Regions from separate parts of the Mus musculus genome. Here region 2 is linked to region 1. Evidence: chromatin loops called from intact Hi-C (ENCODE). Cell type or tissue: heart. All regions are shown on one strand. Region 1 has its middle 16 kb from the start of Gm39090. Region 2 overlaps Fbxl19 (F-box and leucine-rich repeat protein 19).

Region 1 (5,000 bases):
AGGGGCCATACAAGCTTGGGGTAACCAAGCAAAACCAATAAATAAATAAATAAATAAAATTTGGGAGAGCACTCCATAGCATGAATTACGTAAAGATCTCGGAAAAATGGACAGAATCCTGGGCATTCCTAGAAAATTATTAGCTAATCTCAACACTAATTTAAAAGACTTCAGTAACCACACTACCAAGAATACAGTTTATTGAAATAGGCTTAGGAAATCCTCAACCAACAGCAGCAGAGACAAAGCTTGCTCAGGATGTGACTCTCAGAGCCACCGTGCTGTTATTGCCTTTGTAGTTGTACTAGTGAGGAACCAGGGCCTGGGCATGTTAGGTAAACACGGAAGCCTAGCTATAGCCCCAGGCCCTCATTTCACTTGCTCAGCCCACGTAGATCATGTTAGCCTTGCAGCGTCCTCACCAAAAACCCAGGTGTGGTGGCACACACCTGTAATAATGCCAGCACTCAGGGTGTAAAGACAGGATGCTCAGCAGTTTACCCCCAGCCTCAGCTGCATAGGGAATTTCAACTACTCTGGGTTGTATGAAATTATGTTGCTGGTTTTTGCTTTGTTTTTTGTCTTTTTTAAGCAGAGTAAAAGAAAAAGCAAGAAACCCACAGTTAAATGCTGGAGACTATTTAACACAGAAGGTAGTAATGGAGGGGGAATATAAACAAGTCTATGGCAAGCAACACAGGCTGGGAATCGTGTTTTATTTAGCATTTGTATTAGACATAAAGAACTACACAGTCCAGATAACCCGACCCTGGGGCATCCACTTGCACCTCTTGTGAGTGTATTTTTCCTTTATCTGTGTGTTAGATGCACGGGTGTTGTGCCTGCCTGTCTTGACTGTGTACACATGAGTGCAGTGACCGTAGAGGCCAGCAGGGGGCGTGGGTCCCTGGGATTGGAGCTACAGTTTACGAGCAGGTGCTGGGAATGAATCTTGTTCTCTGGAAGAGCAGCCAGTGCCTCTGCCTGCTGTGCCCCTTTCCAGCCCCAGTCAGTGCATTTTCAATAAGGCAGGTTACTGTTTAAAAGGGAGAGAAAGCAGTTAGGTGTGGTGTTGCACATCTTTAGTCTTAGAACTTGGGAGGCAGAGCCAGGAGGATCTCTGTGAATTCAAAACCAGAGTGTTACTACCTTTAATACACCTTTGCAAATCTGAGCCTGGCGGAACAGCCCCTACATCTCAACATATCAGAAGGTGCAGAAGGATTTCAAGTTCAAGGCCAGCTTGGACAGCGCAGCAAGACCTGGTCTGAAAGCTAACAATCAATACAATCTCAGGCAAAAATAGGATTCCCTTTTTATACCCCCCTGGGCTTGTGCTACCACACTGTCAATGCGCCGACACTCTTCCAGGCTGGAGTTGTTCCTCCTGGACCACAGTGCATCTGCACCTGCAGGGCCTCTCCAGAATGAGATTTGACTCTGGGTAAAGGCCTAGCTGCAGCATAGTAGTTTGGATGTTTTTGTTTGCTTTGTTTTAGAAAATTTCTCACGACATAGTACAAACTGTCTTCCAACTTACCATCCTCCTGCCTCAGCCTCTTGCCTCCTGAATGCTGGGAGTCTAAGCACGCCCCACCCCCACCGTGTCTGGCAGTTTGCGGTTGAGAAGAATGAGTGTCTGTCTACTTTTCAGGCATTTAACCAAGTGAAATTGTCATTATTATTATTGCTCCGTGATAAATCTCTTAGTCTGAATTTCGCTGTCATCGTAATTCAGCAAACTGCTCAAGTAAATTTTGTTTGACTTTAGGTTGCGGTATGACTGAGAGCTAACAGACCCGGGCTTGTTATAATCGCTCTCTGTCATCACTCACGGTTGAGAATCTGCCTTCCAAGTTAAGGGTAGCAATGACTGGGGTCCCAAGGCATGCACTCCAGCTAGGACTTCAAGGTCATGTAGGTCACAGCTTAAGCAGCTGAGATTCCTTGGTCTACCCGCACCATATCTTCTACTAGCAATGAGTTCAGCACTGTGCTCGGGCCCAAGCTCCACCAGACCAATCCCCTACCTCTTCTTTTCAGGTCTGTTTCTTGCGGTCATTCCCAGTACCAGTTAGAACAGTCACAGTCCAATCAGAAAGCAGAACCACACCAGGGAAGTTTAGCGTACAGAATTATTTGGGGGTATCCTGGCCCACAGTTGTAATCTCGGTCCTTGGAAGGCTGAGGCAGGAAGACCAAAAGTTGAAGGCCGATCTGGGTTATGACAGTGAGACCTTGTCTCAAACGAAAAAGAATTATTGATAAATGACTGAATGTAGGAGCTAAAAAGAATTCCAGAGGATACAGAAGCTATAGATATCAGGACTGGCCACTGTCCTTGATGCTGAATGTTAGAGAGGAGTCCTCTTCCCGGGCTAAGATCCAGACTTCATTTGAAGGAACATGACAGGTTAGTCACTGGTGTGCTTCAGCAGTGGGGTGTCCTAAGAGCCTGTCGCATCAGCAGAGTCAGGTGAAGCACTGGAGAGCTTTACGGGGACTCTAGCGAAACTAGGCTGGCATTGCCCATGTGATCTGCTTTGGGAATGCCTGCCTGTCTTTCCCAGCCCTGCTGGAAGGGACATGTCAGAACAGGACTCGGGCGCTCTGGCTGTACACATGCAGTGTGAGAGAACAAGACTGCGAGAAGCTGCGTCATCCATTGCCTGTAGGACAGTTGCTATAGAGACCAAGTGCCGGAGAAAGACTGCTGTGCCAGAGATCTCTAAAGAAAGCTGCATCAAGGTCAAGGTGTAGTGTGTGTGCAAAGATATCCAAGTGTCAGAAATCCGTGCACACAAGTGCAGGATATGGCCTGGAGTTTGGATGTTGGGAGAGGATGTGTGGTACAGGGCCTGCAAGGGCTCTTTGTTTCAGACATCCATCCATCTAAGGCAGAGGACCTCCAGGATGTCCCCATCCATGGACTGGCTCAGCAGAGCTGTGATGAAAGACAAGAGAAATGAGAGCTCAGAAGAAGCAAGCCGAGCAGCCACGTCCTCTTACACTGTGCCTCTAGCGCCCTCTACTGGCGAAGCTTAATGTGATGCTCTGTGAACCATCTAGATGTGCCATGGTCAATCTTAAAGAAGGAACCAGAGGATGAGCTTGGAAAAACAATAAACTGAATCCATACAGATGCCCTGTGTCCCACAGACCCTCAGGCCAATGTGGGAGCAGGGGAGGGAACCGTGAAAGGCTTGGGGACTTCTCTCTAGAAAGACCCATGAAAGACCATGTCCCTGAGGAAAACACAGATTAATGGCACTGCTGGCCATCTGAAAGAAGCAAGCTCAGGGTCATCTATGCATCAGTCTGGCGCAGACAGCAGTTATGTGGACCCTGGAGAATGATCACATACGGCCACACACTCCATCAGGCAGTGACTCCCATGGCAGCTGCTGTGTGGAGCAAATCAGTACAGCTCTTGATGTTTGGTGTGATCCTGGCCTTTTCTCCGTGCAAAGTATATCCATCAAAAGAAGGGTTTCACGGCGGCATTGGCTGCAAAGGAAGAATCCGTTTTCCCGTGGCTCCCAAAATTCCAGGGCTTGTACCCCAGTGGGGAGTTTTATACATTAGGTAGTTTAAGATGTGTAAACATAGCTGGGCGTGGTGGCGCACGCCTTTAATCTCAGAATTTGGGAGGCAGAGGCGGGTGGATTTCGGAGTTCGAGGCCAGCCTGATCTACAGAGTGAGTTCCAGGACAGCCAGAGCTACACAGACAAACCCTGTCTTGAAAAAAAACCAAAACAACAACAACATGTGTAAACATGTGTCCTTCAAGGTGAATGTCAGGCTGCCCTCATATATCTGGTCCCCCTTAACAAGACTTGATGTTTGAGGCCGATTTTTACATCAGAAGGAACATGCTGGCTATCACCTGGGGAGTTACAGGGATCAGAGCATGGCAAGGCTCTGCGGCAAACCCAAGTTGCCATTCATGCTGCTCTGTGCCTGCACTTGTGATGCGGCCAATGCAGACTCAGTCAGTGTCCATACAGACGATGGTGCTTGCCTCTATCAAGCACCAATGGAAGAACTCTTATTTATTTATTTGTTTGTTTGTTTACTTACTTATGAGACAGGGTCTCACTATGTAGCCCTGGCTAGTCTGGAACTCATTATGTAGACCAGCCTGGACTCAGAGATCCTCCTGCCTCATCCTGTGCTGGGATTGAATGTGTATCACCAATTTGACAGAGTTTTAAAAAATTATAATTCAATTTATGTGTATGGCTGTTTTGCCTGGATGTGTGTCTATGCACCAGTGTCCTGTCTGATGCCTGGGGAGGTGAGACAGGGGTGCTAGGTTCCCTGGAACTCGTGACAGATGGCTGTGAGTGACCATGTGGGTGCTGGGGTTGGAACTCGGGACCTCGAAAAGAACCACCAGTGCTCTTAACTGCTCAGCCACATCTCCAGCCCTTCCCCCTTAAAAAACATGCATTTATTTTATGTATGTGAACTTTTTGTTCTCATGTATGTGCCTGGTACCTTTGGTCTCTTGGAACTTGAGTTATAGGCAGTGGTGAGCTGGCATGTAAGTGTGGGGAACTGAACCCAGGTCCTCTGAAAGAGCAGCCAGTGCTCTCAACCGTTGAGCCATCTCTCTGGATTGCAGGCCAACACCTTTTTATAGCCCTTAATTTCACTTGGTGCCATTATCATCCTGAGACTGGCTTGCTCTCTGTGCTACTTTCCCCATTGCTGGAAGAGCACCCAGCAGATGCAGCTCACGGGGGCTTTATGTCTGCTCACAGCTTCATAAGCTTTATAAGTCGCAATGTAAATATCTTGTGTTTTCCAGTGGTCTTATGTGACCCCTGTGAGGGGTTGTCTGACCCCAAGGTGTCAGGGCCCACGTGTTGAGAACCAATATTCCAGAGGTTTCTTACAGTCAAAGTCAGATCTAAAGTTGAAGTGTCTCCTCTTGTTAAGGCTGCTAACGAATGAATATCTGCCAACAAATCTATATTATATATAATTCCAACGT
Region 2 (5,000 bases), 86 kb before region 1:
TCTTCCCCTTCAAAGAAATACTTCTAAAAAAGGACAGCTGTTAATTAGATGGAGGAAGATAACAGCCTAAGAGGCAAAGAAAATGGGGAAATGAAAATGGCCCCAGACTTGGAGAGAATTTGGCAAGAAGGCTAAAAAAGCTGAAATGCAAGGATGGCATAAGGCAGGAGGAGGCAATGCTGGTTTATCCAAGGATGGAGGTGCAGACCTAAGCTCAATACTTGGGATGCAGAGCATCACAGCTTCCAGGGCAGTCTAGGCTACAGAACAAAACCTGTCTCAAGACCAAACAGAGATGAAAACTAATAAGTGATCAGGTGTGGTAGCTCACACCAATCCCAGCACATGGGTGAGAGAGGCAAATTCATCTCTCTTGAGTTGGAAGCCAGCCTGGTCTACAGAATAAGACCCTGTGTAAAACCAAACTAACTACAAAAACCGACCCTGTGAGCTCAGTGTTCGAGTGCCTGCCTAACATGCATAGGGGGCTGAGTTCCCTGGGCACAGAAAACAAAAAAAAAATGTGGTCCTTATTTCTAGTACTAGGAGTGACAGTTAAAGCCCAGGGTGAAACAACAGCTGTGCCCTCTGGATGGTTTTCCTGGCTCTGCTATGAAGACACAGCTGGGTCCAGAGAGAACGCTCTGAGCACCATTACATCACCAGGCCTTCTCCTCCCTCCTGAGGGAACCTACCCTTTTTTTTTTTTTTTTTTTTTTTTTTTAAGATTTATTTATTATATATAAGTACACTGTAGCTGTCTTCAGACACTCCAGAAGATGGCATCAGATCTTGTTACAGATGGTTGTGAGCCACTATGTGGTTGCTGGGATTTGAACTCCAGACCTTCGGAAGAGCAGTCGGGTGCTCTTACCCACTGAGCCAACTCACCAGCCCGGAACCTACCCTTTTAAGACATAGTTCAAGCTGGGCGGTGGTGGCGCACGCCGTTAATCCCAGCACTTGGGAGGCAGAGGCAGGTGGATTTCTGAGTTTGAGGCCAGCCTCATCTACAGAGTGAGTTCCAGGACAGCCAGGGCTATACAGAGAAACCCCGTCTCGAAAAACAAAAACAAAAAAAAACAAAACAAAAAACAAAACAAAACAAAAAAAAAACAACAACAAAAAAAGACTTAGTTCAAAGCACACAGTAGGAAAAGTGAATGAGACATAGCCAAGATGGGTCAAACTCCTGTCTTCTTCCATTCCTTTATTAACTACTCTGACTCCCTGGCCCCTCAGAAGAGGCTTCAAGGCCTACATCTCCACTTTAGCTAACCCATCTACAGATGATCATGGTGGTCAAACCTGGTTTGGTGTCTGGTGGAGGCAGCAGCAGCTCCCGAAGCTGGGAGTCTTTAACATCTTCAATCCAGCGGAGGTCCAAGAGCCGCAGCGCTGGCAGTGGGGCCGAGCCCAGGGCAGAGACAGAGAGCCAGGAGCACCCAGAAAGCACCAACTCCTGCAGGCCTAGAATGAAAGAAACAGGCTGTAGACCTTCACCAACAGCCGCCTCTGTGCCCCTCTGTCCTGACGATTCATCACCATCCTACCTCTATGTCCATCTGTCCTGACTCATCACTTCCTATCTCTGTGTCCATCCGTCCCAACTCATCACCATCCTATCCTGTGTCCATCTGTCTCAACTCATCACCATCTACCTCTGTGTCTGTCTGTCCCAACTCATCATCCTACATCTGTGTCTGTCTGTCCCGACTCATCACCATCTACCTCTGTGTCTGTCTGTCCCAACTCATCATCCTACATCTGTGTCTGTCTGTCCCGACTCATCACCATCTACCTCTGTGTCTGTCTGTCCCAACTCATCACCATCCTACCTCTGTGTTTGTCTGTCCCAACTCATCACCATCCTACCTCTGTGTCTGTCTGTCCCGACTCATCACCATCCTACCTCTGTGTCTGTCTGTCCCAACTCATCACCATCCTATCCTGTGTCCATCTGTCCCAACTCATCACCATCCTACCTCTGTGTCTGTCTGTCCCAACTCATCATCATCCTACATCTGTGTCTGTCTGTCCCGACTCATCACCATCTACCTCTGTGTCTGTCTGTCCCGACTCACCACCATCCTACCTCTGTGTCTGTCTGTCCCAACTCATCATCATCCTATCCTGTGTCCATCTGTCTCAACTCATCACCATCTACCTCTGTGTCTGTCTGTCCCAACTCATCACCATCCTACCTCTGTGTCTGTCTGTCCCAACTCATCACCATCTACCTCTGTGTCTGTCTGTCCCAACTCATCACCATCTACCTCTGTGTCTGTCTGTCCCGACTCATCACCATCCTACCTCTGTGTCTGTCTGTCCCAACTCATCACCATCCTACCTGTGTCTGTCTGTCCCAACTCATCACCATCTACCTCTGTGTCTGTCTGTCCCAACTCATCACCATCTACCTCTGTGTCTGTCTGTCCTGACTCACCACCATCCTACCTCTGTGTCTGTCTGTCCTGACTCACCACCATCCTACCTTGCAGTCGGTTCAGGAGCCACATGAGCTGCTTTTTGGAGACACCTGTCCAGCTGAGGTCCAGAGCACGGGGCTGGCGGCGAACCACCCCACTAAGCATGGGTGGGGTCAGTGACTTTCTCCGGCTTAGGTCCATCCTAGGCCACAGACGCTTGTCGTAGCACCTGCCAGCCACAGGGGGGAGACAGAGTCCTAAGGCCCAAGTCTCTAGGAACCCAGTCAGGAAAACCCAGTTCTCTCATGTCCCAAGGAATGCAAGAATCTTCTGGCCTTCAGCCCAAAGGACTGGATTTAGGACCCCACCTCATTGCTAACTAGAAGTAAGACCCTAGGCAAGTCCATTCCTCTCTCTGAGTCAGAAAGACTTCAGTTATAAACTACAGATAATGACTCAGGGGGCTTGCTCCATGGAGCTGCTATAAGATCAAATGAAGTAATTACAGTTCATGGGCCTTCTAAACCTATAAAAGCAGCCCCCACAATCTATCTCTGGGCTTCTTGATTCCTCTCCCTTACTAAGTTATGACAGCTTACAGGCACTTTTCAGCTCTCCTCTGCCATGTGTGTGAGCCAAGGCTGGACTAAAGCCCTGATGCTTTCTGTCTGTCTGTTAAGTTACAGAGTTTCCCCCACTAGAATGTAAGCTCCACAGGGCAGATCTGGCCTTTCTCACTTCTGGATCTCCAGCATCTGACACACTAAAGGCAAGGGCAAAGTACATGCTATAGCGCGCACACACACTGACTGAATGAATCAAGCCAGTGTGAACTACTTCAACGACTCCTTCCCACTTTGCATTTTTTCATTAACTGTTTATGGAAGGCCTGGGAGGTCCTAGGCACTAGAGCAACAAACACATGAATCTGAAGAAAGGTAAACAGGCCTGAGTCCAGCACACCAAAAGATTCAACTAGCAGTTACTAGAAGGATTCCCAAATATTTTATCAGATAAGGCCCACACCGCCCCCCCCCCCCAAGGAAGCTGTCAACATCTTGTGATATACTGAAGTTCCTCGAAACTCCAAGGTTTGTCTACTTCAGTAAATTTCAAAGTCAAGTCAGGAAATTCCCAATGAACTAATGGGCAGTCAGAGCAGCAGGGCCAGGTTGAGAGGGGAAGTCTTGGGTTGAAGAGGAGTTACTGAACTCCAATCTACTCCCTATCTATTTTTCTGCATAAGGAAGGCTTCACTTTTTTGGTTTGTTTGCAATACAGGTTATCACACTGTAGCCCAGGCTGGTCTAGAATTCACTATTTAGTCTAAAGTACTTTAGAATTTGAAGTGAGCCAGGCAGGCATGGTGGTACACACCTTTAATCCCAGCTCTCAGGAGGCACAAACAGGTGGGTCTCTGTGAGTCTAGGATTTGAGGCCAGTTTGGTCTGCATAATGAGTTCCAGGACAGACTGGGCAATGTAGAGAGACACTTCCTCAAAAACCAAAAACACCACCACCAACAAAGGACCTCGAAGTATTACTTCCTACTTCAACCAGGACTGTGAGCCTGTGCTGTCACATCTGGCTTGAATTTATCTCAAGTCGTCCTCTATCTGCACTTAAAACTAAGGCTGTGCTGGGAGCGGTGGCACACGCCTGCAGTTCTAGCACTTGAGAGGTGGTGACAGGACAATCAGGAACGCAAGGCTGGCCTCAACCACCAGACCCTGGTCTTAACCAAAACATAAACAAAAAGGTCCGCACAAATGGGAAGCTTAAACTAACCGTGAGGCCAGGGATGCCTGGGCAGTAAACGCTCGCTGTGCAAGCCTGCCGGCCAGCCTGCCTGAATTCCATCCCCAGAAGCCACAGAAAGGTGGAAAGAGAACGGACTCTGCAGCTATCTGCTTAATGCCACACCTCCTCCAAGTAAAAAATTTAAAAGTCCAATCTATACTGCACAGTGGGACACTGTCACCAAGAGCTGTAGAGAGGCTCAGCAGGTAAAGGTACTGGCACCAAGCCTAATGACACCTCACCCCACCCTCTCCCACACTACATATACATGCCATATACATACACACACGCACACACACCACACATGCATGCATGCACACAAATGAATAAACACAATGAAAACTATTACATTCTAGCCAGGAGTTGCTATGGATGTAGGAAAACTACAGCTGTTAAAAGCAAGTGATATGGGTTAGAAAGGCACTAATGATACAATACCTCCCAATAGACTTTTTTTCTTTTTCTTTTTTTTTTGGGGGGGTGGGTAGGGGTGGGAGTGGAGGGGGCGTGTTGCTCAAGACAGGATTTCTCTGTGTAGCCCTGGCTGTCCTGGAACTCACTCTGTAGACAAGGCTGGCCTCCAACTCAGAAATCCACCTGCCTCTGCCTCCCAAGTGCTGCGATCAAAATGGCATGCACTACAGCCATTCAGCTAGACTTCCTTTTCAAAAACAACAGATTTACTTTTGACTTATTGTCACTTAAGGTTAGATAAGCTGGGCGTGGTGGCGCACGCCTTTAATCCCAGCACTCGGGAGGCAGAGGAAGGCA

The links. Peaks named below come from ENCODE experiments on the same cell type or tissue, not always from the same donor. Only the 100,000 strongest peaks of a DNase experiment are listed, where the experiment ranks them.
Region 2: a loop joins it to region 1, with 6 times the contacts of the local background. A loop is called at or near these places in 19 of 42 quality-filtered maps.

Annotation. Positions count from the first base shown.
Region 1 is chr7:127,673,180-127,678,179 of GRCm38, reverse strand. It overlaps a transcript of Bcl7c not described here. Among named protein-coding and RNA genes, the nearest start is that of Gm39090, 16 kb to the left of the region's middle. In heart, CTCF peaks have their summits at 890 (motif pointing right) and 3,045 (motif pointing left); a DNase peak (open chromatin) is centred at 3,029; H3K27ac peaks cover 747 bases.
Region 2 is chr7:127,758,910-127,763,909 of GRCm38, reverse strand. It overlaps Fbxl19 (F-box and leucine-rich repeat protein 19), which reads right to left. Exons shown (of 11, transcript NM_172748.2): 8 at 2,495-2,658; 9 at 1,309-1,470. Among named protein-coding and RNA genes, the nearest start is that of Orai3, 8.4 kb to the left of the region's middle. In heart, a CTCF peak has its summit at 2,675 (motif pointing right); a DNase peak (open chromatin) is centred at 2,639; H3K4me3 peaks cover 499 bases; H3K27me3 peaks cover 416 bases.